2 separate regions of the Homo sapiens genome follow, and region 2 is linked to region 1. A link is an interaction called in ENCODE POLR2A ChIA-PET data of the cell type or tissue named here. Cell type or tissue: GM12878. All regions are shown on one strand. Links, peaks and the distances in the headings refer to the core of each region. The heading gives the core; the rest is flanking DNA. Region 1 has its middle 2.8 kb from the start of TRG-CCC4-1. Region 2 holds the start of RNU1-2 (RNA, U1 small nuclear 2).

Region 1 (2,909 bases), core at 167-2,666:
GCTAAGATGTCATCCACTTTCAGTGTCAGCCTGTGAAAATTCAGGCGACAGAAGAGAATAAAGAGAATCTTAAGGAATTTCTGGAACCAAAGCTAATATTAAGCAGGCCTCTTGCTGGCAGACCAGTGGAAATTGTACCTGGTCAACAATCTGTCTAGATTGAGGAGGTCTAAAATGTAGCCACAGGTTCAAATACTTTTCTGTTTGTTTCCCAACCTCGATTAAACTCACAAAATTTAGGGACCAAAAAAACAAACAAACAAACAAAAAAAAAAACAAACCACGACGTTCCCACCCAGTCTCGAATCAGGGACTTTTCTCGTGTGAGGCGAACATGATAACCACTACACCACAGAAACTGCATATGCACCAAAAAAGGCAAAATATCATCATGAAAATCTTAGATCAGCCATTTCTATTATCGTTTCCAAAGTAAGAAATTCAACTGCATTTCGAAATTCGACTGAAAAAAGCCCAATAAGCACCAGCCATCAAGAAGACTATGGCTCCCAATAGGCCCAGGCTTAGCGTTCCGCGCCCACCCCCAACACGAAAACCATGGGGACCCACACCCGGGCTTCGGGGACACATACCCGGGCTTCGGGCTCCCGCATCCTCCCCTGGGTATGCAGTTCCAGAACTAAGCGCCGTGTGCGGGATCCTCCCGGCTGACACTCTTCGGCTCCCAGAAGCTGCAGGAGCCGGCGGGCTTTGAGCCTCCGAGCCCTGGGCGCCCCGTGCCTCTCAGGAGGGTGGACGCCGCCCTTCCAGGGATGCGGACCCCGCCTCGGGGCCTTTTCCCCGGCGCCGGCCGTCGGGGCTCTTGGCTCTTCTCGTCCTCCCAGGAACCGTAGAACCCTCCTTGCCCTCCCTCCCGTAGGCCGAGGGGCGTGAGCTGCGCCTGTTTCCTCACGGACCCTTTGGCCTCAGCGCCTCGATGTCTTGCAATTCTTAGCTCACGGCTCTTCCTCCTATAACAAGGCCCTTCCATGTCATGTCCCCTACTCCCTCTTAGCACCAGAGAGATGTCTCCCCTGCCCCACAGGTCACATTCCATGAGTGGTGAAGTTTCTAGAGTTGTAACCATGGCATCTCCAGCCCTGTGTGTTCCTCTCCATGCTCCCCATTGAGCAGTCTTGATCCTATATTAGCCCCAGGAAATGAAATAGAAACAGGACCCTACGTTAAAAAGTTGCAGTGGAGATGTGGTGGCCACCAGGGGCTGGAACTGTGGGGTGACTGAGAGTATCCAAAGCCCTGTGGCCAACTTACTGGTGCTGAGTGTGCTGGTGAGCCTCTCTGTCAGCTGGCTTCCCCGGGCCAGTTGCTCCCGGAAGCTCTGTCCCAGGTAGTAGTCAATGTCATTGCTCCTTAGGAGATCCTCAAAAGATTTTACTGTATCTTTTGCATGCTGGGTGAGAAGATAACAAACACCTCTCCCTTCTCGTATTTTTTGCCGTAGGTAAGACAGTTCCCGGGCCTGATCCTGAATCAGGGAATCATATTTCCTAATGCAGGACAGAAGAGGAAAGGGTGGATGATAAGTTATGGGGGCTTCTGTAGAGATTTCTATGAGAACATCTCTAAGGAACTCCCCCAAACTGAATTCTGGCACATAAGCCATAGGAGGCATTTAACAGCAAATTCTACCCTGATAAAGTATCGCACTAAAAATTTTAGTATGGGCCGGGCGTGGTGGCTCATGCCTGTAATCCCAGCACTTTGGGAGGCTGAGGCAGGCAGATCATAGGTCAAGAGTTCGTGACAAGCCTGGCCAATATGGTGAAACCCCTCCTCTACTAAAAACACACACAAAAATTAGCTGGGCATGGTGGCACATGCCTGTAATCCCAGCTACTTGGGAGGCTGAGGGAGGAGAATTGCTTGAACCTGGGAGGTAGAGGTTGCAGTGAGCCGAGATGGCACCACTGCACTCCAGCCTGGGTGACAGAGTGAGACTCTGTATCAAAACAAAACAAAACAAAAATTTACCATGCCACTGTTCTTCAACTGTTATATATATGTTAATTATATGTCCCTAGATAAATTTTTTGGGAGCTGGGCCTCCAGCTGGGATACTCTCTGGAGGAGACTCTTCAGGTCCTTTTTGGCCTGAAGTCCTGGAGAGTAGAAAGCCCCAGTGCCATCAGACAGCCACAACTCATCCTCATCAGTGACACTATGAGGTGAAGACCCCTCCAGGGTGTCAGGAGCTCTCAGCTTCCAGGGTCTTTCCAGACTAGATGAATAATCACTTGTAACCAAGAGGGACTGGACCCGGTTCTTGAGGTTTTGAATGACCTTGTTGGCATTCTGCAGCTGGGCCTTCAGATCTTTGATGTCCTTTCATAGGACCCAGATGTTTTCTGACTTTCCATATACCCAGAACTCTTCCTGCCTCCCTAGTTCATTCTCCAAGGGCTTCCTCTCAGAGGAACTAGCCAGCGTTCAGCCCCGGCGCCCCTGCTCAGAGCACAGCCCCTCCACCAGGACCATTTCCTTGCGGCTGCTGTGCTCCTCATGCTCTGAAAAAAGACAAAGATGTCTTCCTAAATAAAAGTTGGATGTGCTGTTGTGGCCACTGCCTTTGAGAGGAGGCAGGTTTGGTCATGAGGACAATAATTACTAGGGAATAAGGTGAAGTCGTACTTTATTCAACCCTGACACTGTACTAGGCATTCAAATACAGTATTTCTTATCCTCCTTATACCCACAAGTTAGGTTTCACCACTTTCTATTTTACTGACTGGGGAAACCAAAACTTAAAGAGAGGTGGTAAACCAGCTTGTTCTAGATCACTCAAACTAGCACATGGCAGAGCCTGAATTCAAATCCTCCAACGTCCTGTGTTCATTCCACACACACTGATGTTTCTCAAGCCATTAACATGGCCTTATCTAGTTAGGATA
Region 2 (2,909 bases), core at 229-2,728, 210 kb after region 1:
ACACTCAAGAAAGGGGAGTTCAGGCATACCCAAGAGAGAACAATGGATTCTGGGGTTTCATCTTGATGGGTTTCTTTAACCAAGGAGTGGAATGTTCATGAAAATTCCTGGGTAAAGGTGGAGATTTCTCGGAACTGTGGTGCCATCCATTTTTACATCAAATATTGGTCTCAGAACTGTCATGGCACTGGCGGGTGTGTGATTTAGTATGTTAATGAGCATATAATGAGGGCCTAGGTAAAACCTCCGTCAAATCCAGCACCACATTGGGTCCACTCAGCCTTAGCCAGCTTGGTCCACACCCTGGTTTTTCAGCGTCTTAACAGCCCACAGCCTCAAGTCATGTAAATCTGCTGCCTAGAATTTGTTATCCTGTGACCACCCTGTAGTATTCCTGTCTGAAATCTACTTGTAAATATTCAAATGGTCTTTCACTTGGGCATTCCAACTTTGCTTACTTCACAGTGTTTCCTGCGTAATATATAAGAAAAGATGATCCAGACATTGTTAAACATCTCAAATAAGATGTAGCCCAGGTATTTGTGTCAAATTTGGATTATTTTGATTTCGTCTTTGCAGAATATAAAAAACTAACATGAGGTAAGCACTAAGGTGTGGAGATGGCTGTGCAAGAGATGACAAAGTCCAGCACCACGCTTGAGAGTGTCCAATCATCTCTTCTGGGGCAGCATAGTTTTCTACAATACTGATTTTGGAAAAAAAATCAAAAAAAAAAAACCTACAAGATTCATGAAACTGGACAACTGTCTTTATAACATTACCAGTGATAAAACCAGTAAGGAAGGCTGGTTTGCAGTCATCTGAGCAGCCTCTTTACTTTCATAAACATGGTTTCTCTCGGCTTCCAATTGCAAGTGGAATGCTGCATCACAGGGATAAAGATGTGAAGAGAACCGGTTTCTTCTGTAATCCGAAACATTCTAGTCTGCGAATTAAAAGCCATTATTTGAAGAAGGATGCCCCGGCTCCATCTGGCCACCGAAAGGTTGCTCCTTAACACAGGCTAAGGACCAGCTTTTTTGGGAGAGAACAGACGCAGGGGCGGGAGGGAAAAAGGGAGAGGCAGACGTCACTTCCTCTTGGCGGCTCTGGCAGCAGATTGGTCAGTTGAGTGGCAGAAAAGCAGACGGGGACTGGGCAAGGCACTGTCGGTGACATCACGGACAGGGCGACTTCTATGTAGATGAGGCAGCGCAGAGGCTGCTGCTTCGCCACTTGCTGCTTCGCCACGAAGGAGTTCCCCTGCCCTGGGAGCGGGTTCAGGACCGCGGATCGGAAGAGAGAATCCCAGCTGTGTGTCAGGGCTGGAAAGGGCTCGGGAGTGCGCGGGGCAAGTGACCGTGTGTGTAAAGAGTGAGGCGTATGAGGCTGTGTCGGGGCAGAGCCCGAAGATCTCATACTTACCTGGCAGGGGAGATACCATGATCACGAAGGTGGTTTTCCCAGGGCGAGGCTTATCCATTGCACTCCGGATGTGCTGACCCCTGCGATTTCCCCAAATGTGGGAAACTCGACTGCATAATTTGTGGTAGTGGGGGACTGCGTTCGCGCTTTCCCCTGACTTTCTGGAGTTTCTAAAAGTAGACTGTACGCTAAGGGTCATATCTTTTTTTGTTTTGGTTTGTGTCTTGGTTGGCGTCTTAAATGTTAATCCTACAGTGGAGGGCTGGCGAATAGGAAGTAACATGTCGCCTGCACGCCATAGGAGAAAAAGCGAGCATCAGCCGTATCGGCTTTGTAACACAAATTAGCTATCGTGAAGTCCGCTCAGCTCTTCCCTTTCTACCCTGGCTGCTTTTTGCAGGGATTGGTCCGTGGTCTCCAGTCTCTTGGGTTCTCACCCTGTGTGAAAATCTTCCTGTTTTTCCCTACCCCCCAAGTCACCTCTTACACAGCCTCTGCTTCCAAGCGCAGCCCCCACAGGAGTTTGTAGGATTTCTGTGCTAGCGGGGAGTGTGTTCTCACCTCATAGAGCCAGGTAGAAACTACGCAGATGGGTGCTGTTCTCCAGGAAGAAAGCAGGGCCTTTGGGGCTCTCAGTGTCCCCGTTGGGTTGTAGACATAACACGCTTACTTTGCGTAGGGGAACGGCTCTGCCGGCCCCCAGGTGCCCTCGCGCATATTCATGGAGGCCCGTAGGTCAGAACCGCAGTCTCACCTGTCTTGGCGGAAATGCCCTGCGATCCTCCCGGAGATAGAAGGCGGGAAGTTTTATGAGGAGCCAGGTACAGTTTCCCTACTATCTCCGGCAGTTCATATATCTAGTGTTTCTTCAGACTTTATTTAAGCGACAGCTTCTTGTTTGATGTCTCGCTCCCACATCCTACATCCATTGCCAGGCAACTTTCTAGATAGCACCCAGACCCATCCTTCCCACCCCCAAGCAGCCGTTTCCTATTTCTGGTGCCAGTGTCCTCCCCAGTCCCTCTTTCTTCAGGCCCTCGCTTATCACCTTCATGGACAGAAAATACTTAGCTCTCTCTCAACCTGCGGTTTATACCTGACACGCGTCAGTACCCTGACAAATTCCTTAATACCCTTTCTCAAATGGCACTGAAAATGCATTTCTTTTTAACTCCCAGAAGTATCTAATTGGTTTTGTCCCTGAACTACATGAATACTAGTATTCCACTACAGAGGAAAACCCCAGGCCTAGCGATGGCGGTTCTGGGCATTGTGCCAGCCTCTCCCAGGGTATGTTTTCTGACATCACCTACTTTTGATCAACTGAGGTCAGGAGTTCGAGACCACCCTGACCAACATGGCGAAACTCCGTCTCTACTAAAAATAAAAATAAAAATAAATTGCCGGGCATGGTGGTGTGGGTCTGTAATCCCAACTACTCGGGAGGCTGAGGCAGGAGAATCGCTTGAACCCGGCAGGCGGAG

What was found. Peaks named below come from ENCODE experiments on the same cell type or tissue, not always from the same donor. Only the 100,000 strongest peaks of a DNase experiment are listed, where the experiment ranks them.
Region 2: POLR2A ChIA-PET joins it to region 1 with 11 read pairs; 3 of 35 experiments call an interaction of 5 or more read pairs at or near these places.

Annotation. Positions count from the first base shown.
Region 1 is chr1:16,679,720-16,682,628 of GRCh38, forward strand. No RefSeq gene overlaps it. Among named protein-coding and RNA genes, the nearest start is that of TRG-CCC4-1, 2.8 kb to the left of the region's middle. In GM12878, for the core only: no CTCF peak of the experiment used is centred there; no DNase peak of the experiment used is centred there.
Region 2 is chr1:16,894,563-16,897,471 of GRCh38, forward strand. It overlaps RNU1-2 (RNA, U1 small nuclear 2), which reads left to right and starts at 1,418; the gene lies at 1,418-1,581. RefSeq lists enhancers at 780-1,713, 1,714-2,646 and a silencer at 1,456-1,535. In GM12878, for the core only: no CTCF peak of the experiment used is centred there; DNase peaks (open chromatin) are centred at 1,238, 1,659 and 2,052; H3K4me3 peaks cover 665 bases; H3K27ac peaks cover 677 bases.